3 separate regions of the Mus musculus genome follow, and all the other regions are linked to region 2. The links are chromatin loops, found by intact Hi-C in ENCODE. Cell type or tissue: heart. All regions are shown on one strand. Region 1 overlaps Fam174b (family with sequence similarity 174, member B). Region 2 holds the start of Chd2 (chromodomain helicase DNA binding protein 2). Region 3 overlaps Gm30149 (a long non-coding RNA gene).

The links. Peaks named below come from ENCODE experiments on the same cell type or tissue, not always from the same donor. Only the 100,000 strongest peaks of a DNase experiment are listed, where the experiment ranks them.
Region 1: it touches region 2 in a loop (2.1-fold over the local background); 3 of 42 quality-filtered maps call a loop at or near these places.
Region 3: it touches region 2 in a loop (4-fold over the local background); 6 of 42 quality-filtered maps call a loop at or near these places.

Annotation. Positions count from the first base shown.
Region 1 is chr7:73,745,538-73,753,537 of GRCm38, forward strand. The region is part of intron 1 of Fam174b (family with sequence similarity 174, member B); the gene reads left to right. Among named protein-coding and RNA genes, the nearest start is that of Fam174b, 9.2 kb to the left of the region's middle. In heart, a CTCF peak has its summit at 4,006 (motif pointing left); no DNase peak of the experiment used is centred here.
Region 2 is chr7:73,534,190-73,542,189 of GRCm38, forward strand. It overlaps Chd2 (chromodomain helicase DNA binding protein 2), which reads right to left and starts at 7,557. Exons shown (of 39, transcript NM_001081345.2): 1 at 7,057-7,557; 2 at 6,583-6,715. The coding sequence starts at 6,644. It overlaps Chaserr (CHD2 adjacent suppressive regulatory RNA), which reads right to left. Exons shown (of 5, transcript NR_037569.1): 5 at 5,609-8,000. In heart, a CTCF peak has its summit at 4,717; DNase peaks (open chromatin) are centred at 3,692 and 7,522; H3K4me3 peaks cover 5,590 bases; H3K27ac peaks cover 6,910 bases.
Region 3 is chr7:73,592,015-73,600,014 of GRCm38, forward strand. All of the region lies in intron 2 of Gm30149 (a long non-coding RNA gene), which reads right to left. Among named protein-coding and RNA genes, the nearest start is that of Gm39036, 6.7 kb to the right of the region's middle. In heart, a CTCF peak has its summit at 3,351; DNase peaks (open chromatin) are centred at 2,697, 3,317, 4,007 and 4,577; H3K4me3 peaks cover 2,641 bases; H3K27ac peaks cover 4,690 bases.

The sequences.
Region 1 (8,000 bases), 210 kb after region 2:
AGAAAGAAAGAAAGATAGATTAGGTTAGAGGACAGATTGTTGGAATCAGTTCTCTCCCTTCATCACTTGGTCCTAGGGATGGGTGGCAGGAGCCATATTCACTGAGCCGCCTTATGTGCCTGATGTATTAGTATTTTGCCATCCAGGAAACTGATATAAGAGATCAAATCTGGAGAGCAATGGTGCATGTGAGGGTCCTGGAGGTCCAGCAGGATGGGCACTTCTGGTTTTGCTTCCTAATGCCATTGTGGAAGGGTAGGAGAGAGAGGGGAGGAGGAGGAGGAGGAAGAGGAGGAGGAGGAGGAGGAACAGCAGCAGCAGCAGCAGCACATGTAGAAGTAGAGAAAGGATTTTGCCTACTTGTTTTGACCTTGGGAGATCCTGCTGACCTTGTGTGCAGTCAGGGGAGACCCTCAGAACAGAGACTGCTGTTGTCAGGACCTTCTATGCCAGGGGTTCCCTTACAGGACCTGTCCCTTTGAGCTTTGGGAGTCGGACTTTTCCTCGCTCATGGTGTGGCTGCAGGCCAGGGAAACTTTACACCTTGAAACCACAGCTTCCCACTCTGGCTTGGCTGCTCTCCCAGTTTTACCGAACAGGTGCCGCTTTTTCTCTCCCATCTCTGTTGGCTGTGTGCTCAGCCCCTTCTTATTTCAAAATCTCTGTGAAATCCTCTCATCTGAGAGAATTTGTTTCTGTGCTTCCCCAGGGCTTGGAAAGACAGAAGTCTAGGCCATTTAACACCGGCTGATGTGAGGGCAAGCAACCACCTTGTTCTAGAGACGGTGACACACATGTCACATACCCTGTTTGCTTCCCTAGGGTTTAAAAAGGGGATACCAATTCCTACTTACCTTGAATGTCTCAAACTTTCTATTATTATTATTTACAACAAGGAGAAAAGTTAGATATAAACAGTAGCTCCAGGCCTGGGGTGGCGTGCTTTGGGAGGAGCCATCAAGCTCACTGGCCCACCACCCTGATGGTGGTTGAACTCCAGCCTCAGTTCGAGAACCTGTGCTGAAAACCAAGGTGGAGAGTAACAGGAAGACAACTAGTGCCAACACACACACACACACACACACACACACACACACACACACACACACACACCATATATAATCATCACCATCATGTGACCGCAAACATCCAGGGGCTAAACAACTCTCAGACTTGGTTTCTGGTCGGCTGGTTGGCATTGTGGGCAGTTTTCTGAACCCTACTCGGTATCCATTCCCCATTATTAATTACAGTACATGCTTCTGAGGTCTGGCAGGGTATTTAGAATAACACCGTGCCAAACAGGGCTCTGTTTCCCCTTCAAGCAGCCAAGTGTCCTGTGGCATTGAAAAAGTATGATTCTGAAGACAGAGGTAGTATCTATTCAACCTTTCCTTTTAGTTTCTGCTTGTGAGTGGGGCAGCCATGTGGTCAAAATAATCAGGCGGGGGGCATGCACCTCTAAGCAGTCCTTTTGATGACTCAGCTCCCAGCAAAGGAGGCGTCTTGTGACTGCCCTTATGAATAGGCCTTTTAGGCCTGGGCACCTGCTACTGGTTCTTTCTAGCAAGTTGAAAAGGGAAGAACAAATCCCTCTTTAATTTAACCCTGAGCCCTTGGCTTACATGGCGTTCCTAGACTCCCAGACACACATATTCTTGCTCAGTGTAGGTTCTCGTGATACCAGACTTGTATAAGGCTAAGGGGGATGAGGCAGGGTGGGGTGGGTGTGTCCCACCAGAAAGGAAACCCTCCTGGATTTGAGCTGAAGCTTCCCGAGTTGTGTGTGTAGTTTCGGGTGCATGCTTGGGTCTAAAGATTTGCAAGGGGAACATTCTAGGAGCAGGCATTTGAAATCGCGTTCTTAAGGTATCACTTAATAAAAAGCTCCAATAATGTCTCCTAATCTGAGAGCGATCTGCCGGGAATCCAGGCTTCATGTTTATTTTCTGGGGCTGCAGGGAGAAGGAAGCCCATTCTGGGTAGGCAAGGCTTAGACGAGAGCCTTGACACAGAGAACTCTGGTAGGATTCTCCCAGATCTGGGAAGCCTTGGGCTCTGTAACCTCTCAGGTGTGAGCTTTTCTCACATCCAGGGCTCTGTTGGCCTTCCTCCCCTTTCTGCATTGTCTAGATGAAACCGAGGCCCCGTAGCTGGGAGGGATGTAACCCCAGGTGCTTGTATGCTCAGCTGGGCCCTTTCTGGGCCTCCAGCAATGTGGCAGGCTGTACTTTGGCCTTGTCAAGTGGGTCTCCCAAGCACTCAGCCCAGTAGCTAGGAGAGAGTCTGGCTGAAGAGATAGCACATTCTTCCTAGTGTGTTTCAGGGGTGCCTCTGTGAACACAGGTGCTGTGCTGAACAGGGAGCACCCCAGAGGCCCAGGAACATCAGTGTAGAAGGGAGGATTACCCCCTTCATTGATCATTTGGTGGGAAGGAAGCCACGCATTTCAACAGGGGAGCCGTAAACCACAAGTGGCTTTGGCTGGAGATAGAGTGGCCTGGGAAGGCATTGTAGAAGAGGAGGGTGATTGTGGCTTAGCTGTGGAGGAGGGAAAGGGCTTCGTCCAGGGTTGGAAAGGCAAAGCAAGTATAATAGTTAGTTCTAACTGTCAGCACACTTTCGAATCACCAGGGAAGAGAGTCTCGAGTCATTGTCTAGGTCAGATTGGCCTCACGGCAGGTCTGTAAGGGGTTGTCTTGACTACATTAGCTGATGTGGGAACCTAGCCTGTGGTGGGTCCTGGGCTATTTCAAGGTTGAAAAGGTGAGCTGGGTTGTAGACTTAAGTGTATTCCTTCGGTCTCTGCTCTTGACATGGGTGTGAGTAGATGCTTCAGGTCCTTGCCTGGCCTTTCCCAAGTCAGTGATGGATTGTAACCTGGACTGTAACCTGGACTGAAATAAGCCTTGCTCTCTGAATACCTCATTTTGTACAAAGTTCTGTGCTGAACAGTTTATGTTACCTGTTCCAGTGAGGGACGCTTTATTGAGGTTCCCAACTCTGACTTGGGATGAAATAGAAGTGAATGTTGTGAATCCTGTGAGCAGCTGGGCATTGGGCCTGGAACTCAGGGCGTTTCTCCCTCTGAGAGGACTTGAGTTCTTGAAGTGTTGGAGAGCTAGGACTGTCACGTCTCTGACCATGGCAATGGTGTGTGGATGCTGACAGGGTCAATCACTGTGTATCCTACAGCATGGTGACTCCAGTCTCTCAGCCTCCTGTGGGCCACCAACTGTCACTTGCCAGTGTTCTCCAAACACAGTGAACTCTATAGGTTATTTTCTTTTTCTCTCTGCTTGTCTCCCCAGCCCCCAGCCTCCTATACAAACAAAACAGACTCAGCCCTTTGCAAACACACCTGGTAGCTGGCAGAACAGGACCAGGAGCCTTGGTTGTGGCAGCGTTCCACATGTCAGACCCAGGGTGTGCTCTATTTGTCTTGGAGAACAAGAGACATCCTTGAGACTATGGGTGACAGGTTATTGGGCAGTTGGACGGATAGCTCCTAGATCTGTAGTTCAGCTCTTAATGGGTTGTCTGGATTGTGTTGTCTCTCCCTGTGCCTTCTGTCCTGGATGCCTGTGTTGGGGTTTATCTATAGTTGGTATTATTTTTGCCTATCCCAAGGGAGTGGAGACAAAGGGCAGATTGGTTTGTTGACCATGGCAGAATTGCCATGGAATTGGGAGAAGGAGGGGATCCTGGTTGAAGTAAATATCATTACATCTGTCAGGGTTCATAGGCTTTTAGTAGAACGATTAAATATCACTGTTGGCCATATAAACCACAGCTAAGGAACTGAGACAAACTATGCCAACCGAAGGCCTGGGAATTGGAAATTTAGACCACAGACAGTTTGATCTGGTACTGATTTTGAAAACTGGGGGATTTGAGGACACTTAATATAAAGCTTTGGGGGCCCCTCAGGTGAGGATACTTGGTGGTACAGTGTCCATGGGCCTCAGCCTAGGAAGGGACAGGAGCTGGCTGCTGCTGCCCCCTTTAGGCTGAGCACAACACTGCTCTTATTATTTTATACATTTATGTGTTTGTTGTGTGGATGCACAAATGTGTGTACTGTTTTTACACTTATTTATTGTTGTGTTTGTTTGCACATGTATGTGAGCATGTGCCGAAGTGTTATGTGTTGGAAACTTGTGGGAGTTGTAAATCACCTTACATTATGTGGGTCCCAGAGATCAAACTCAAATAAACAGGCACTTGAGCAAGTACCTTTACAACACCTCCAGTTGCCACCGCTCTTCTTGTCTCTGATTTGAAGGCAGCCCATGCTCACCATTTGTCATTATGTTTGTCCCACATTTCCATCACACCATTTCCACCTCAAGGTTTCCCTGTATGTACAGGGCACTGTAGTGTTTGGGTTGTTGACCTGCTGCTTTGAGTCACTGGGCTGGGTCAGTGCGGCTGCACTGAGGCAGCAACAAGAAGAGAGATAGCACAGTGACTGGGTGAGGAGTGGGGTCAGGGAAGACTCTCAACATGGCACTCGGGAGGCTCAGTCAGAGTGTCTGAGGCAGAGCCCAAGTTGCCAGAGGTTGTCCTAAAGCTATTGCCGTGGTAATGAGACACACCCATGTTCCACCTGACTGCATTTAGTTGACGTTGCCCATCTGCAGTGGAGGAAGGTGAGATTCAAATCATACTGACTCATGGAGACACCTGACAGGGTGCTTCAGGATGGAGCTCAGTGGGCCGTGCTCATGGCAGGTTGCTGGGGAACGAGGCATTGGGAACAGGTGACGCTGGCTTTTCTGTCGAGATCCCAGCTAAGGTTGGACTCAGGCACTTCTGCACAGGATATGACAGAGGCCAGAACTGGAAAGAAGGTTCTGGGTTGTGTTCTACCATTCTTTACGTTTAATTGCTTTTCTGGGGAACTTAGTTATCTCTCATGTTGAGCAGAAGGTGCAGAACAGAGCTCAGAGGTCAAAGATCAGATATGTCCTCTGAATCCTGGACACAACCTCCAGGCATCAAGACTCACCCTCAGGGTGCACACCCATCGATGCTCAGCAGCTGCCTTCTTGGTCGCTCCAGTTCCCACATTCTGTTTTCATTTTCTTTGCTGTGTGTTCCTGGTGACAGAGGTGCCACCATACTTCGCCTCAAGCGGCAGCAGGGCTGTGAGGGCTTATGGATGAGATTGCTGAGGTGCACAGATGTTGAATTGTTGATTGTGAGTCCTCAAGTCACCAGGTCAGGGGAACACAGCCACTTGGATGAGGCAGCCCCTGGGTGGCCTCCAGGGGAGGCAGCCTGCTCCATTTCAAATTTAATGATCTGCTTTGAACTTTTAAAAGCACAGACCTTGGTCTGGGGATGTATGTAGCACAGTTGGTAGAGTGCTTGCTTACCATTCTCGACAATTGGTTCATGACATTGGGCAAGGTTGCCCATGCCTGTCATCTCAACCCTCAGGACATGGAAACAGGAGGCAGACATTCAGGGTCATCCTTGGCTATAGAGCAAGTTGGAGACCAGCCTGAGCCTCTGTCTCAAAATGACAGCAAAATCCAATGTTTATTCATGTGGTTCAACATGCACAAGGACCAGGAGGAGATACTAAACAAAATTCACATGTGTCCTCAGCTGTCTCCTTCAGTAGATGCTGTCGGTTTCTTGGGAATATTTTCAGAGAGATTATATAGAGACATTAATGTAATAATCATAGACACTTATCTCCACCGAGGCTTATCTCACATGCTACACAGTTCACCTCTTTAGAGCATCCAGCACCGTTTTTGTAGGTTATTCATAGAGTTATACATCCATCACAAAGATCAATTTTAGAACGTGGTCATCACTGCAGGCTGAAACCCATATCCATTATGGCTCACTCTCCGTATGGCTTTCCCTGGCACTAGGTGACCACTAATTGACTTCTGTATCATGTGGCTGGAATCATACAACATGTTGGCTGTTTTACTTAGCATTTTCTCAGGGTTTATCTGTTTTGTAGCATGAAACACTGCTTCATTTCTACCCCTCCCACCAAATAGTAGCATCCTGTTTTCATTAATGTATATCTATATTTTTCCAAGATGGATCTTCGTTCAGAATTTATGGGTATGTGTGGGTGTCTATGTAGGGATATTTTCATGTGAGTGTCAAGATCAGAGGATTTGTGTTCCCCGGACAGCTGGAGTGACAGTGGGTTTTAAGCTGCTAGGTGTGGGTGCTGGGAACCAAACTTGGGTCTTCTTTGAGAGTCATAGTTGTATTTAACTGTTGAGCCGCCTCTCTAGCTTTGTCAATCACCTTTCCTATATCCATATGTGGTGTTTGAATGAGAATGCCCCCATAGGCTCATACATTTGAATGCCTTGTCCCAAGTTGACAGAACTGTTTGGGAAGGATTGGGATGTGTGACCTTGTTGGCAGAGATGTGTCATGGCAATAGGCCTTGAGGGTTCAGAAGTCCACATCATTCCCAGTTAGCTCTCTCTCTGCCTCCTGCTTGTGTATCAGGATGTAAGCTTTCAAGCTACTGTTGTAGTACCGTGGCTGTCTGCCTCCTGCCATGCTTCCTGCCTAGATGGCCACGGACTCACCTTCTGAAGCTGTCAGCCCCCAATAACCTTTTTCTTCTCTAAGTTGCTTTGGCTATGGTGCCTTATCACAGCAGTAGGAAAGTAACAGGGAAACTGTCTTCTCAGTTGGTAAAGATTTGAGTCATTTCTGCTCTTTGGCTGTTATGATCAGTGCTGCATTGAACATTTGCATGTAAGTGTTTGCATGGATGTGGGGTTGACTTGGCTTTGGTTCCAGCACTAAGAGTAGCCTGCCTGGCTGTTTGCTAACTTCTGTGCTTAACTTTTAAAAAAGCTGATGACTGTTTAGCAAGCCATCATACTATTCTGTGACTCACTAGACGCATATGAGGGTCCTAGATTCTTCATATCCTTGCCAACGTTAGCTACTGTCTGTCCTAGAGCAGTGGGTCTCAACCTTCCTAATGTTGTGACCCTTTAATACAGTTCATCACGTTGTGGTGACCCTCAACCATAAAATTATTTCACTTGTACTTCATAACTGTGATTTACTACTGTTATGGATTGTAATATAATATCTACTCATATCTCATATATGACCTCCTTTGGGGGTTGCGACCCACGGTTGAGAACCAGTGTGACTGTAGGGAGCATAAAGTAGCTTATTGCAGTTCAGTTTGCATTGCATCGATTGGTAATGGTGTGACCTTCCTTGGATGCACTGATCGGTCACTTGCGTGTTAGCTTTAGAGAAATGTTAAGACCTTTTGCCTAGGGACTGGGGCAGATGGCTCAGTGGGTAAGAGCATTTGCTGCTAAAGCATGAGGACCTGAATTTGAACCCTCAGCACCTGTGTAAAAAGCCAAGTGTGGTCAATTGAACATACAACTCCAGTGCTGTGCACTGTGTGTGAGGGTCGAGGAGAGGAGACAGGAGGATGTTTGGGCTTGTTGGCTGCAAGCCTCGTTTCAGGTTTAGTGAGAGACCCTGTCTTGAGGAATTAGGTGGACAATGAGAGGCCTCTTCTACACTCTGCACATGCGCATGGGTGCATGCACTGTAACACACCCATGTATATATCACCCATCCACTCAAACATACTGTGCTGGTAGTTTATGTTCAGTTGACATAAGCTAGAGTCACCTGGGGAGAAGGGACCTCAATTGAGGAATTGCCTCCATTAGATTGGCTTATGACCAAGCCTATAGGACATTTTTTTTTAAATTAATGATTGATGTGAGAGGATCCAGCCCCTTCTGGGGGAGGGGTGCTATCCCTGGGAAGGTGGTCCCAAGTTGTAGAACTAAGCAAGCTGTGTTAGTCATAGAGAGAAAGTCAGTAAACAGCATTTCTCTTGGTTCCTGCCTAGGCCCTTGCCTGGGCATGTGCCCTGACCAGCCTCAGCAAGGGACTGTGATCAGGACAGAAAGTCAAGTCAGTCTAGTCCTCTGTAAGTTGCTTTTGATCAGTGTTTTATCAGA
Region 2 (8,000 bases):
AAAACTAATAAGCCTAACCTTTACCCAGCTCCTTAAAGGGGCAGGAAGGGAAAGATGGCTAAGCCTAGGAGAGCACTTGCTACTCTTGCAGAGGATGGTTTGTAGTTCTTAGCATCCACATGGCAGCTCACAATTTTGAGTAACTCCAGTCCCAGGGGATAATGCCCTCTCCTGGCCTCCAGGGCCCCAGGCACAATCACATAGTATACATACATACATACATACATACATGTATACATGTATACAGCCAAACACTATTACACTTAGAAAGGATACATTTTTAAAAACAAACAGCAGTGGAGCCTACTTTCCCCAAACTACAAGAGAATCCACAACCTTTTTAAAAATATAATAGCGGGCTGGTGAGATGGCTCAGTGGGTAAGAGCACCCAACTGCTCTTCCGAAGGTCCAAAGTTCAAATCCCAGCAACCACATGGTGGCTCACAACCACCCGTAATGAGATCTGATGCCTTCTTCTGGTGTGTCTGAATTCAGCTACAGTGTACTTACATATAATAAATAAATAAATAAATAAATAAATAAATCTTAAACATATATATATATAATAGCTAGCCAGGAAGACATACATCTGAAACATCAAACCAAGGTGATCCATCCTTAAGCAAGCCCAGAAATGAAGTGTTCAAACTGCTTCAGAAAACACAGCATCAACGCCACCTTTCTTCCATGCTGGTTATGTATTTCAGAAAGGCCTAATCCTCATGTCATAATTTGAGCTCAAATATTTCCAGCATAGCTTTGCAGAAGTGCCTGGCCCAGTGTCACCTAATCAACTAAGGATTAGGGATCAGAGGTCACAGCATGCACATAAACAAAGGTAACCACAGTGCTAAACTGCTGATTTTAAAAAGGAAAGCAGCCTCAGGGCATTTGATGCTTGGGTCAAATAGTTTTAGTCTGGCTTTTCTTTTTCCCCTTAATAATGTCTTTAAAGTTCCAAAACAAGTAATAGTTGGTACCATTGGAGAGACTGCCTGATCATGCTGGAAAGGATGAGGTAATACACAGCAGCGTGACAATCACTGAAGATAAGCAAGCTACAAGTGGTTTCTATTGGTATGCAAAAGTAACTCTAACTTGGGTGTAGGGCAAGTGTTTAAACAGTTTCTTTGTTCAAGTAATGCTCCTCAAGAAAGCTTTACAACTCAAGAAAGGAGCTCTAAAGTAGTCAGGCAAAGCTAAAGCACTAAAGATCTTCAGTAGTAGCTGCCAAATTTTGAGATGGTATGAATGTGGACCTCAGGTGATCTTAGTAACTATGTGGTGCCAAGTTAGACAGCTGGGCTGAACACCGCAGTAAAGTATGCACAGTTCAAATAAAATTATACATTTAGTCCTCAAACAATTAGCTTGCAAAACATATCAAATATTGTTTGCAAACCTCTATTAACTGCACCTTTGTATCTGAGTTTGGAATCTCAGGTATGGAGGCCCAGTCTGAAACTCTACACAGCTGAGGATGGCCTTGAACTTCTTATTCTCCAGGATCCACATCCCAACCAGATACAAACATTTCAGGTATGTCACAGCCAGTGTGGGAAATTAGGACTCAAACCCAGGGGCTTCATACAGACTATCAAGTTAGCCACCTCTCCCAACCCCCACTGACTTAATCTATAATAGAGCCCAAAAAAACATTACAAAGTACAAGGGTTTTGTTTTGTTTTGCCGGGACTTGTTTTGGTTCTTCAAGACAGGGCTTTTCAATGTCCTGGAACTCCCTCGGTAGACCAGGCTGTCCTCAAACTCAGATATCTGCCTACCTTTGCCTCCTGAGAAGCTGGAACTAAAGTCAAGTGTCACCAAAGCTCACCAAAGTCCAAATTTTATTAGTCAAATCACACACACATTTCTTGGCATATCCTGACGTATTTACGCAGGGTGTTAAAAAAAAAAAAAAGGGTCAAAGGGCAGACCTAAAGTAATATTTTGCTACATTCACTGGCTCCACTTGGAATCAGCTCCTAAATCAGCAGACCAGTGATGATAATACACACAAACCTGTTCAGTGCAGTACCTAGGCTGAAGATATCTTCCATAAAGCTGTTTATTCTCTCTCATAAACACAATGCAATGTTGGCTACAAGCAAACACTAAAACCTAATACTAATATAATTTAATTCTAATACACCAAAATGCAAGATGGAATTACTACCTTCCTTCTAGTGTCAACATACTTTTATTTTTGTTGCTGTTATTTAGTAATCCCTTTAAAATGTATTGAAACCAGGAAATACAGAATCACTTTACAAAACATAGATCTCTAAGGACATTAAGCATTTTGTGCACAATAGCCATGAATAAATTTTTCTGCGTAGTTCTTTTGCGTAACAATCTTAAAATCCCTAATTTACTAAGAATTTCGCCTAAACAACCAAGATTAAGGAAAATCTATAAAATCCATTACAGGGAATTGGTCCTTTCATAAACACCCATAAAAACATTTCTAGGTACATTGAAGCCCATACCATTTTTAAAACTGTCTTCACTGTATAGCCCTGGTTGTCCTGGAGCTGTTTGCAGACCAGACAGACTGGCTTTGAACTCACAGGTCTGCCTCCCTCTGCCACTTACTGCGTGAAAGGTACATGCCACCACACTCTGTTGCCCATATTTAAAGTATAATCTACTGAATTGCTAATGGTGTCTCCTAAGGAATAGTTTAATAGTTCTAAACTATACTGGAATGAAGAATATTTAAGTAAACAAAGAGATGTACTAACACTGCTTTTTCTTCGAGGTCAAATTCATTATTCATGAGTTAATTTGGAGCCATAGTTGGTAAACTATTTTTAAAAATAAATTCTTACAAGGGACCCCAAACAAGGCAGGAAATGAGCAGCCACACAGAAGTTTACCAGAAATGAACTAAAGGGAGACTACAGCCAAGGCATTTCAAGACCTTACCAAGTAATTTCTACTACCAATTAAGGTTGAGTCTTAGCCAGTGCCCCTAACACTTTAGTAGTTTGCGGACACTGAACAGTTTTGTATTGCCTAATGCACTGATACTTGTAGTTATAATATAAGTAAACGTCCCTAGAACATTTCTTTAACTACCCCACTGCGATTCTTACAAACCACTAGAGATACTGACCTGAGTTTTTCTTCCTCAAATGTCAATTGAGAAAATGTTTGATACCAAGTGAAAATGCACGGGGACAAGCTCAAATGTTCTTCCCTTGGTTTATGAGCCATGTATGACAGAGCTTAAACACCCGTTAAGGCCATTGAATTAAAAACATTACACTCACACTGAACTGCTTTCAACCAATGGGAACAAAATGAAACTCACTAATCTCCTTACACAGAACGAGGGACTAAACGGGAGAAAACGCACCGGAACATTAAAAAAAAATTTTTTTTAAGGCGAAACTGTAAATAAAAAGACCTAGCGTACTACTACTTGGAGATTTACGATTACTGTGTCTTTTCTCCAAAAGAGGATAAACATTCCAAGGACGGGCTCGGGAACACACTAGGGTGTGGTGTGGACCACAACACGCCAGGCCTAAAGACAGCAAGGATCCAAATCGGTCCGGAAAGAAGCCGCCCACCGGAAAGTCCCGACCAAAATTCCCTTCCTCTGCCCCGCCCCCGGCGCTAGCCGAGCCCATAGAGGAAGCAGCAGACCGACGCACGAGGCCACGCGTCACCGCGTTCTCCCGCCCACTCCGTCTGACGTCAAGGGGCGGGACCAGCCCGACGGCGCCACCGTTGACCCTGCTGTTACCAGGCGCTCACACAGCCAATCAGCACTCGCCGCAAGCGCCGGCCGGCCTTTGAACTCCGCACAGCAACTTCCTGCTGTTTGGCGAGTACACAGTGCAATGCAGTATGTCTGTCAGCGCTGCGGCACAAAGGAACAGCCATTTTGTGACTGAGCTGGACTTGCACCAAGATGCCAGGGCCTCCGAGAACTGCTGCCTGCGCCAACTACCGAGCTGCCTTTTATTTCATCATCAGAGTACTTATGGGAACGTGGGGAAAAGGATGTTCTGATATTAGGTTTGTTTTCAGCGTTCTTAAAAATTCGATTTTTTAAAAGTATTATTATCAGCGTCATAAAATGGCTGCCACTTAAAACTGCCTGTCCCAGTACACAAACACTGCTCATGCCTTTTCTAATCATCCCTGCCTTACAAGGCTAGCGAAAAACGTTAAGATTTACCCACACCTCTGGATACCAAAATATGGCTCAAAGGCAAGACAATTTTTAGATAGATATTTAATTTTCAATTTAGAAATGCCATGTGCTAGAACATGTGCATTCCTTCCCCCCTGGTTTCCTTCCGTTCCTGGATATAACTTAAGTGTTTGGCATACTTTTTATGTCCATCACTAAGACTACTGTATTTAAAAATTTACAAATATGAACTGTTTAAAATTGCATTCTTAAAAAGTAAAAACTTATCTCCAAAAATCGTGATATACAAAGCACATTAGACTTCTGCATTAACTTTAAAAAATGCAATACACATAATCACTATTTTAAAAGTATAGTGCTTGTTTCAAAAACAGGAAAACTTAAAACTTTTGCTGATCGCAGTCTCTCAAGTGTATTTGATCTGAAAGCAATTCCTTTCAATCCCTGCAGTATCAGGCTGCAAAGGTGGTGGTTTTAGTTGTGTTCCCTAAACACTATTTTTTCAAAAATTAATTCTCTACAGTGTCAACCTACTGGATGACACAGGAACACCTAGCTACACAAGGGCAACATAAATTTCAACTCCGGAGAAATATCATCACACAAAACACAAACATTCTTTAAACTTTACAATCTTTAAAGGAAGTGATGTCATAACTGTATACATGCATTAATAATGTATATAACTTAAGAGTAACAGTAATTTAAAAGTAACTCCATCTTCAACAAGTCTGGAGTATTCTGGACATTCATCAAATATATGATTTAAAGTATACTTGGCAAAAACAGTAAAAACCTGCTTCTTGTTTTGACTAAAGGAATTAAATGCATCACAATGCCCAAGTTATTACCCAAATAATACTAAGTTTATTCAAAGACATCACTTCAAGAGTTAGAGCAGTCTGATCAATGAAACAAAAAACCTTGCATAAGAAAGCCAAAACCCTGGTGAGAATATGCAAATCATATACTCAAGGGGGTAACAAGTCTAACTCTGGGTCTTTCCTGACTGTCAAATGCATTGAAGCTTCCTATGCCTTCACACTGTGGCTTTCCAGAGAATTCGTCTTGCATTAGAAGCTTTCTGTCCTTGACCCAGTAATGACAAAAGCAACTTAAAAGAGATCCAAAATTGTAACTACTCAATTTGTATAGAAATTTGGAAATGTATTTTTTAACGCAAGGCTCAAAATATTTTTAGTAAAGAGTAAACTCATCAATTTGTAAAAAACTATATTCCACACTTCAAAATTTAAAAGCTAATTTAAACAAGAATTTTATGTAAAATTATAAAGTAAAATCAAAATTGGATCATATACCAATCACATTCTTGTTAGCTGCATGATTTTAAAACTATGACATGACAATTCTTAAGAACACATCCAGAAATGCATTCACATTTTTAAATTAACATAAAGATACAGTCATACAACAAAAAATATCTTATATGCTTTATTACTTCAGCCACTGATAAGCTACTTCAAAGAATGAAGGAGAAATCATGATTTAAACAAACAGCACATTAAAAAGCTTCAGAAGAGAAAGCATTACAGGACACTGTCAAAATAAATGGATACATTTAAAGCAGCACCAACTAAAACATAAGGATAAAATAAAATACAATTATTATCAACCAGAAAGAACTGTCTTAATATACACAAACATAAACCTTGTAATATTTTAAGCATAAAAAATACAATTACATTGCCATAGTAACAAACACAAAGCTTAAGTATTAATAGCATTCCAAAATTTTTGTGGTTACAGATTTAATGATCTCAGGAACTATTTATTAAGGTTTTGATAAGTCATAAAAAAAATTTTAATTGTCACGTGTATCAAAAGAAACAATCAAAAATATAAACTGAAAGGCATCAGTCAAGGGGTCCTATTTGTGATTGTGTTTTTAAATGTACATTTTTTCATTCATATAACTTTCTCAAATGTCTATTTACTATAATTTACTACTACCAGGCTGCTCTATGGCCCTCGGTTACAAGTTTGAATATCCCAGATTCTTCAAAGAAAAAAATTTGCCTTGTATGTAAAATGGTGCAATGCAGCAATGGCTAAACAGACAAGGTCATTTTTCTGCAGCATGAAAACCTAAAACCTGAAAATTTACTGACAGAAAAACTACAGTTTCTAGGAAAGGCCCCTCCGGAGAAAAGTACATTACCTTCTGAATGCTGTAAGAGGCCTTAAGTCACAACTCAACTTTCATAAATTGATACCAAAAAATCAGGGTGTGGCATGTTAGCAATCTCAAGGTCACGCTTTAAAAACCAACCCAAGTTAGAAAATTCTTGAAATACAGACAGCAATCCATGTCTGTCAAAGTAAACAAGTGTAAGCTGAGGTTTCCCGAAAAAAAAAAAAAAAGAAAGAAAGAAAGAAAGTTGATAGCTCATACCTCGATGCATTGCTGTGTAGCGAACTGTCCTCCTCTTGGCTTTTGTCCTTATTTCTCATCATCTTTTAATTCTTAAATATTAAGGGGGAGGGGGAATCTGTGTTTGCTTTGAAGTCCTGTGCCCAGGTATTTACTGTCAAAAGTTGAAAGAAAGGTGAGGTCCCAGCTTCTGCGGATGGTTTTATTATCAGGAACAAAGTCCTGACGATGTTAGCGATATTCATGTAATGCAACAACGATAAACACCAGAAAAACAAAATATTTCTATTTTTCCGTTTTAAAATGAGAGGGGGATAAACTGAACGACAGAAGCATCACTATCAATAAGGAAAGTTTCTCAAAAGTAACACACTGGATACAAATAACAATCTCTCTATCTTATTGCGTCATCCAGGAATTTCTCATATTTACAGTAAATAAAGCCAAGTTCAACATTAATTTTTTTAAAATTATCACTGATTATCATGGACTTACCTGATCCATGTAGTAGGTCCAAAGCAAGAGTCCTATCTAGTAGTAGAAAAATATCCGATCCAAAATAATTTTTAAAAACGCAAAATTCTCCGTTAAAAAACAAAAAGTAAATGAAATAATCCTCAAATATGTTGACTTGTCAAAAAATAAAGCAATAATTAATACTAAAACAGGTCCGGAAGGGGAAAAAAAAACCTCATTAGGAGAGCGCACAAAAATGGAGGTGCGCCATGGCTTCTAAGCTGGAAAAAACAACGACCTGGGCTCTCAATACGGCAGCTTCTTCCAACAAGGCACGAAAAGAAAGCTCCTAAAAGCAGCTTTTCTCCCAAAAAAAGGTTCGGATCGACCCCAGTAAGTCACTAGAAGAGGCAGGGGGCTGCGGGGGCCCCCTGAGGCTGCCCGAAAGTTAGGGAAAGTTGCGTAAAGTGAACCGAAGCAGGGAGCAAAGCGCGCTCTCTCTAAGGCACAGCCGCCATCTAGAGCCTCCTTCCCAGCTCTGAGAGCTCTGCCTTTGATTGACACTCTCTACATTTACCCCACAACTCAGGTGATGTACCATAGACCCACCCCTTCATCTCCACCAAAAAAAAAAAAAAAAGAAAGAAAGAAAGAAAAAGAACCAGATTCTCCATCCAAGAGAGCCAGAAGACCCCCAACTCCACACCTCCCTGCCCCTCCAGACCACTCCATCAGAGGGAGGGGGAAGGGCTTCTTAACCCCCTCTGGCTCAAGCACCCTTTTTAAGCCAGAGAGAAATGTAATTTGTTCCTTTTGTCTAAAGATCTGCTAAATATTTCAGTCCTTGAGCTAAAATAACTTCCTCCCTGGACAGGAAGTGGAGTTTTATCAAGCCATTTTGAAATAAAGATAATTTCAAGAGACTCTAAAGCTCAGTTTAAGAACTAATCTTTAAAATAATTAACACCCCACCATGGGTAAAA
Region 3 (8,000 bases), 58 kb after region 2:
AATCTGTGGTGGTCTGAATATGAAGGACAGCTCCCTCCACCACCACCACCACCACCACCACCACCCGCCCAATAGCCCAATAGGCTCATATGTTTGAATGCTCTGCTCTTAGTTGGTGGAATTACTTGGAAAGGATTAGGAGGCATGGCCTTATTAGAGGAGATATGGCACTTCGGGTAGGCTTTGAGCTTTCAAAAGCCCATGCCCTTCCCATTTCGCTGTTTCTGGGTCGGATGTAAGGCCTCTGCTACTACTACCATGCCTGCCTGTTTCCTGCAGTGCTCCCTGCCATTCCGGACATAGACTCTAGCTCTCTAGAACCATTAGGCCCTAATTAAATGCTTCCTTTTACAAGATGCCTTGGTCATGATGTTTTATTATGGCAATTACAGTTTATTTTAAACCAAAGAAAGTGAGGCATACGCTCTCTATTAAAAGCAAAGAAAAGGTAGTTTTAGGAGTTAGAACTATGAACCGTGGTAGATAGGAAGGCTCCTAAGCTGAGAAATAATTCCTATTTTATTATTAATTCTTTTTTTGTGTGGGGAGGTTATTTGGGGAGTTGGGGAAGGGGAAATATGATATATATATATATTACACTTACATATATTACCCATATATGTGTATATAGAAACACAGATATAATATGTGTGTGCTTTGCCTGCATGTGTGTCTGTGTATCATGTGTGTGCAGTGCACACAGAGGCCAGAAACAATGCCGGAATCAGCTGGAAATGGGGTTACAGATGGTTGTGAGTTGCTATGTGGTTGCTGGGAATTGAACCAGGGCCTTCTGGGAAAGCAGCCAGTGCTGAGCCACTTCCCAGCTCTGAAAATAAAATAAAATAAAATAAAATAAAATAAAATAAAATAAAATAAAATAAAATAAAATGCAACTAGAGGGAAGTGTACAGGAGCACGTGCTTATAGCATGAGGTGGGGCTGAAGTCGGCTGAGCCCAAAGGGGACAATGGAGAGAGTGAAACGAGAAGGAGCTAGGAGACCAAGAAAAGCACAGCAACAGAAAATGACAAACCCCTGGAGCTTAAAAAAAAAAAAAAAAAGTCAATGAAAGTGATGAACTTCATTTTTTTGGTTTTGGTTTTGGTTTGTTTTGTTTTCCAAACAGGGTTTCTCGGTGTAGCCTTGGCTGTCCTGGAACTCACTCTGTGTAAACCAGGCTGGCCTCGAACTCTGAAATCCTTCTGCTCTGTTTGTGTCTGTCCTGAGTGCTGGGACATCACAATACAATAAACGTCTTTAAAAAAAAAAAAAAAAAGACAAGAAAAAAAAAGAGACAAGAAAAAAAAAAAAAAAAGAGGCGGGCAGCGGTGCCACACGCCTTTAATCCCAGCACTTGGGAGGCAGAGGCAGGCAGATTTCTGAGTTCGAGGCCAGCCTGGTCTACAAAGTGAGTTCCAGGACAGCCAGGGCTACACAGAGAAACCCTGTCTCGAAAAATCAAAAAAAGAAAAGAAGAGAAGAGAAGAGAAAAGAAAAGAAAAAGGAAAAAGAAAGAAAGAAGAAAAAAAAGAAAAACAACATTGGGGGCTGGGGGGGGGGGCGGCGCTGGTTCTGACAGCACACGACCTTAATCTTGTGCCTTGGAAGCAAGGCGTATCATTGTGAGTTTGACGCCAGCTTTGTCTACAGAGTGGTCCAGGTCAGCCAGAGCTGCATAGACACCCTGTCACAGAAAAATAAAACTAATTTTCTTCAATCTTGTCAAAAAGCCTATCGACTGTTTAACCCCGAGAATCCATAAGGTGAGAGGACAGCGCATATGACCTGCATGCACATGCGCAGAAACACAACATTCATACAGACACACAACATTCATACATACAGACACAAACGCATATACATACATATACACACCCAAATACAAACCACAGGCGCGCGCGCGCGCGCACACACACACACACACTGAAAAGTAAAATAAAAAGATACAAAATATAGGCCTACAATGGTCTCCAAGAGTAAGAAAACCTTGGACCACCCCACCCCAGCCCTACCCACCTTAGAGAAGAAGAGAGGACCCCAGCTGCTGTTGTCCCTAACTCAACCCCTCACACAATTTCCCCACACAATTTTCATCTCAGACTACCCCACCCCCACCCCGCCGCTGCTGGAAGTAGGGGACTACTTTAAGGAGCCTCTCTTAAATATCATCTATAAAGTTCACTGCACCTGGGGGGTGGGGTGGGGGGCTAACTTTGAATACAGCAGATTGCTCTCTATAATGTGGGTGGGTCTCATCCAAATTGTCAAAGAATTTTTTCTCATTCCCCGCACAGACCCTGAACCCCAGGGAAGAGGGAAGTTTTGAAATTCAGCTGTGGCCTTCTGATCTGAACTTGACTCCCCGCCCACCCCCCCACCCCCCCACCCCCCCCACCCCCGGTCTCCAGCGTGTTAGTTTACCCCCACAGTTTTGCATTTCTTGGACAATTTCTTGAAAACCAATCTCTGTAAAAATTTGAGCATTCTTTTGTTTTTCTGGAGATCCATTACTGGTCTAACCCTAGTTTACTAGTATGACCCAAACAACGAGATTCTAGAAGTTGAGATTCTAGAAGTTCCTGCTTTACATCTTAATCATAGTATCTCCAGAGACAGCATGTGCTAGCTGCCTGGAAAACCCTTCTGCAGGGTGGCCGACATCAGCCTAAGCCGTTAACCTCTAGGGAGTCATCTGTCAAAAAAGCTGCGCTCAACAGCGCAGAAATAAGCCTTTCAATTAGCGGAAAACGCCAGTCGGCTCAAGTGACAAGGGACTCTATCAGCTGATAAAACTTAATTATGCTTCTAACTACATAAATTAGTTCAAGTAAATACGTTCGAAAATACTCGATTTCCATCTTGAACCTAAAGAGGATTAATTGCAAGAAAGAAAAATTACTAGTGAGTTAAGAAAAAAAATAATTTCTTCACTGGGTCTCCCACAAAGATTAGTGCTTTGAGCGGTTATTTCATTTGCCAGTTCTGCAGGAAAATTACTATTTCCTTAATCAACACATCAGAAATTTCTGCACTTCCAGAATAAGAGGAAGAAAATCTACTGGGATTGGGGGGCGGGGAGGGGGCGGGAAATGGCCTAAGTCTCCCCAATATTCCCTACCATGGACACAAAAACACTAGGGGCTTAAGCGTTTCCCCAGCTGCGCTCAACTAAATATATCTTGGGCGGTGTTTTCATTTCTTCACTCCTCTCTTGAGCCAATCGGAAGACTAATAGCTCGGAGCCCCCTGGGAGGGCATGCGGACGTACCGCCTGCTTACAGGGCTCCTCCTGCTCTGACCAGGACGTCTGCAGGCTGGAAGCCCAGGCTGCGTGCGCACTGCGGCTCTGCCGAGTAGGGGCCTGCAGGGGTTAAAGTGGCTGCAGAGCTCATTCGTACGCCACCTGGGCCTCGGCATCAGTGACTCATTGTTTCCGCAGAGCCGGCCCAACTCTGCGTTATGGTGTCTGTAACCCAGGCAAAAGGGGGGGGGGTGTTCCTCCTTTCTACATAACGTTTTCTAAAGCTTAGTATAAAAGCAAAGAGGTAGAGTCTTTCTTCCGCGGCAACTGTAGCCAAGGTTATTTGCTCCCTTTGAGTTGAACAGTAGGGTACAAAGGTTTAAATCTACTGTCTACAAATGAAAAGGGCCAGAAGCCAGTGTTCCCTTAGTTGATGGCTGGGATGTGATTATAGAAAAGGAAGCAAGCATAGTGGATTTTAGTGACATTACCTACAATTCGTATAAATAAACAAGTTGGCCAATAAATTTGCTATGTCTAAATATAAGATCTGTACCAAATATGGATTTTCTTCATCTCCATTTCTTTGATTTGTGTGTGTGTGTGTGTGTGTGTGTGTGTGTGTGTGCCCCACGGTGTCCTTATAGAGATCAGAGGACAGCTTTTGGAAGTCAAGTTTCTCCGTCTACCTTGTGAGTTTCAGAAATAGAAACCAGATGGTCCAGCCTGTCTGCAGGGACCTACTCCTGCCCGTCCATCTCGGAGGCTCTGCGTTCCTGGTTTTGACGGAGCATGTTGTCACTAACCTCCAAAGCCAACCTTCCTTGCTCCGGCCTAGTTTCATGCTATTTGGGACAAGAGAGACGCAGGAGCTCAGGGAATGGAGTATCTTCGCCTGGCTAAGCACACCTCAGCTCCAAAGGTTTCTGGCACAACTTTGAAGACATTTTGCTATCTTTCTGTAGACTCTGCAGAGATACTGCCTCTACAGAGCAGAGTAATGTGTACATTCTCAAATCTTCTTATTTGGCCTCATTCTATTTATCTGCATTTTCAGTGTTTAAAAATAAAATGAGGAAGAGGAGGGAGAAGAGGAGGAAGAAGAGAAGGAGGGGACAGGGCATGCAGCTCAGGGGTAGAGCACTTGCCTAATATTTACAAGACTGGATTCTACCTCAATACTGGTAACACAGCAAACAGATGAAAAATATTCAAATGGAAAAGAGAAATAAATTCAGGGTGGTGGGGATGAGGTTCAATTAGGAGAGTGCTTTCTTAGTACACAAGAAGCCCTGGGTGGGATTCCCCCAGCACCTCTTACAGGAAGGACCTAGGGCATGACTGCAGTCTTAGCATGTGTGAAGTAGGAGCAGGAGGATTCAGGCTAAGGTCAGCCTCTGCTACAAAGGGAAGTCCAGGCCAGCCTCAAAGGACAAGAAGAAAACAAATGAGAAGAGAGAAGGAGGAGTAAGAGGAGGAGAAGGGAAGAAGGAGGGGAGGAAGGACAGGGGAAGGAAGAGGAGGAACGGGGAGAAAGGGAAGGAAGACAGGACGAGTCCTGTGTAGATCTGGGTGGTAGATTCTAAGTCAAACCCTAAGACCAGGATGCCACCAGGCACTCTCTTCATGAAGTAACAACCTCGAATGAATTCCAAAACACTCTGACTCTTAATAAAAACCAAAGACAGAAGAGACTGGAAAAGAAAGGGTGGACATAGGGCAGGGAGATTAAGTATGGAGCCCAATAAAATCCCAGGAGATGCCATTGTTACCGTGTGAGTGAGCTGCTGCAGCCACTTTATTCCCACAGTAACAGGAGATTTGTCCCGCCTTGGCTAGTTTCCTGTGACATGTCTACTCTATCCTGTGAATGGGGACTCATTTTGGGTCTGAATCAGAAAGAATCGAAATAAAAGAGATTATGTCTTTCAGATCCATGCTATCATTCAGCAATGTGGGTGTTTTCCTTTGCTTGCCAGAATCCTTAAAGGCAGGTATCAAAATATTTGCTTCACCTTTTCTGGAAACTTAATGAAGGTTCTACTTGTTTTTGTAGGCAGGGCACTATTATTGCAGCATGCCTGCAGAAACGGTGCCAGTTTAAATACCCAGGTGTCTCACATCTAACCAGATGTAGGAGTGGTTCTCTGAGCCTTTTTATATTACAGACAGGAAATCTGTGTGAAAAGAGCCTCATCAACTAGTAACAGGTTTGTGGTGTTTGTAGCAACGACACAACTGTTAGGTCCAAAGGGAACCCCCAAACTATCCAAAATGGCAGTGCCACTGACTGTGTCCCAGAATGGCACTGGGCTCATCTCAGGCTGAATTCTGACAGGGTAAACAGAAGGATTGCTGGAAGGGATAGAAGCGCCTCCATTCAGCATTCCTCAGGAACCTGTGAAACACGTTTCCATCTGTCAGGAAGAGTTAAATGCTTCTTATCTCTCCCTGAAGGCTTCCATGCAAATGGTTCTCCATTAGCATATACATGTAATAGGCACGAAAGCAACACAGGACCTCCAGGCTCCTTAGGGCCATATCAACACTAATAGCGTACACCTGCGATGGATATGAAAGCCACCAGGCTCTTTTGACCTGTACACTTTCTCCTCCCCTCTACCATAAACTTCTGCTTGCTCCAGATTCCAAGCCCTCCCTACACACCTTTCTCTTTAAAAACAGCAAATCCTGCCCACCCTCCAACCCCTAACGGAGAGCCTTGGCAGCTTTCGACTCTCTAAAATGTCTATGGCTAGTCTCTATTGCCTGGAGAGATGGCCACATGGGAGATTCACATTTACAATAACCTGCCTGAGAGTGATCCAGTTCAGTGGTTACACTGTGCCCCACTTACAATAACCAAGCAAGGTGGTTAATCTATCAGAGGTCTGTGTCGAGCCAAACAGGATGAACACAGCCCTACCACATATAGCTGAGGAAGATGGTCCCACGCATACTAAAATTAAATTTCTGAGGCAGCTGCTAAAGTTCATAGAGGTGCCTTATTTCCATTTCCTGGTCAGTATATCCTAAATGAGGGGACAGTGCCGAATTGTCACCCTCAGCAGCCTGAGAACTTCTAATCTTTTAGAGACTTCAACTCAGGCCAAGCCAGGATTCCTATACCAGAAAAAAATTTCAGACATAACTGGCTTGAAGCAGGGTTGGAAATTATATTAAATGTTTTTCAACATAGGCTTGAAGTGTTCAAAAAGACAAGTGCCCAGGAAGAAACATGTACTGGGTGTATGCTACCCAGGAGAGAGTGATGGCTTATTGTCCCAGCCTTATGTATCATTTTGGTGGCTCTTAGGTTACATTTCAAAAGTTTGCCAAGAAACTGTTCTTTTTCCTTCTCTTTCTTCCCCTCCCCTCACTCTGAGAATATAGGGTGGTCCCAAAGATGTCTTAGAGGAGATTATGATCCAAAAAAGCAAAAATTGGAAGCCACTAAGATTGCCCAAGGGAGATCCAGTGTGGTGACAAACACCTTCAAAACCAGCACTTGAGAGGCAGAGGCAGGGGGATCTCTGATTTCAAAGCCAGCCTGGCCTACACAGTGAGTTCCAGGACAGCCAGGGCTATAAAGAGAAACCCTGTCTCAAAAAACAAAGCAAAGCAAAACAAAACAAAACAAAACAAAACAAAACAAAACAAAACAAAAACAAAAAAGAAGAAGAAAGAAAAGGAAAGGAAAGGAAAGGAAAGGAAAGGAAAGGAAAGGAAAGGAAAGAGAAAGAAAGAAAGAAAGAAAATCCTGGCTATGGTGGTACATGCCTTTAATCCCAGCACTTGGGAGGCAGAAGCAGGTGGATTTCAAGGCCAGCCTGGTCTACAAAGTGAGTTCCAGGACAGCCAGGGCTATACAGAGAAAACCTGTCTCAAAAAAAGAAGAAGAAGAAGAAGAAGAAGAAGAAGAAGAAGAAGAAGAAGAAGAAGAAGGAGAAGAAGAAGAAGAAGAAGAAGAAAGGAAAGAAATATACTGGGAAAGTGAAGGTAACATGATTGATCAGGGGACAGGAATCCTTATCAAGGTATCTAGTTGAAGCCACTTGCCAGCAGAAAAGCAAGAATTCCAGAAAAGTTAGCAACTTCTTAGCCCCTTCTCCCTGCCCAACCATAAACCTATTTGTTCTACAGATCTCACGAGAAAAACTGTTATAAGGACAGGACATGTTCTAAGGCCTTCCAGCCACTCTACTAGCTTCTGGTTTGACTTTATCTGTGTAATTCCATCTGAGGCACCTCGACAGCTACCCTATAAAGTCGCTTATCAAAGGAAAGATGGAAGGCTGGAGAGGTGGCTCAGCAGTTAAGAGCACTGACTATATATCTCCAGAAGACTCAAACTCAATACCCAGCACGCACACGGGAGCTTACAACAACTGTCTGTAACTCCAGTTCTAAGGGATCCTACACCCTCCCAAGGACATATATACAGGCAAACACACCAATGAGCGTAAAATAAAAATAAATAAGTCATTTTTAAAAAGAAGGAAAGAAAGACAGGTCCAGAGAGAGGAAGGAGTTGGTGGTTCAGAGCACTTGCTTTTCTTGCAGAGGACCCTGGCTCAGTTCCAGCGCGCACAGGGCAGCTCGAAACCACCCACAACCCCAGCTACAGATCCAGGGTTCCAGTGCCTTTTCTGTCTCCCTTAGGTACCTGTAGGAGACCAGACTGTGGGAAACCAGACCTTCAACAGCTCCCACCCTGAGAATCAATTGACCCTTTGTTGGGAGCCAAGCCACCCCT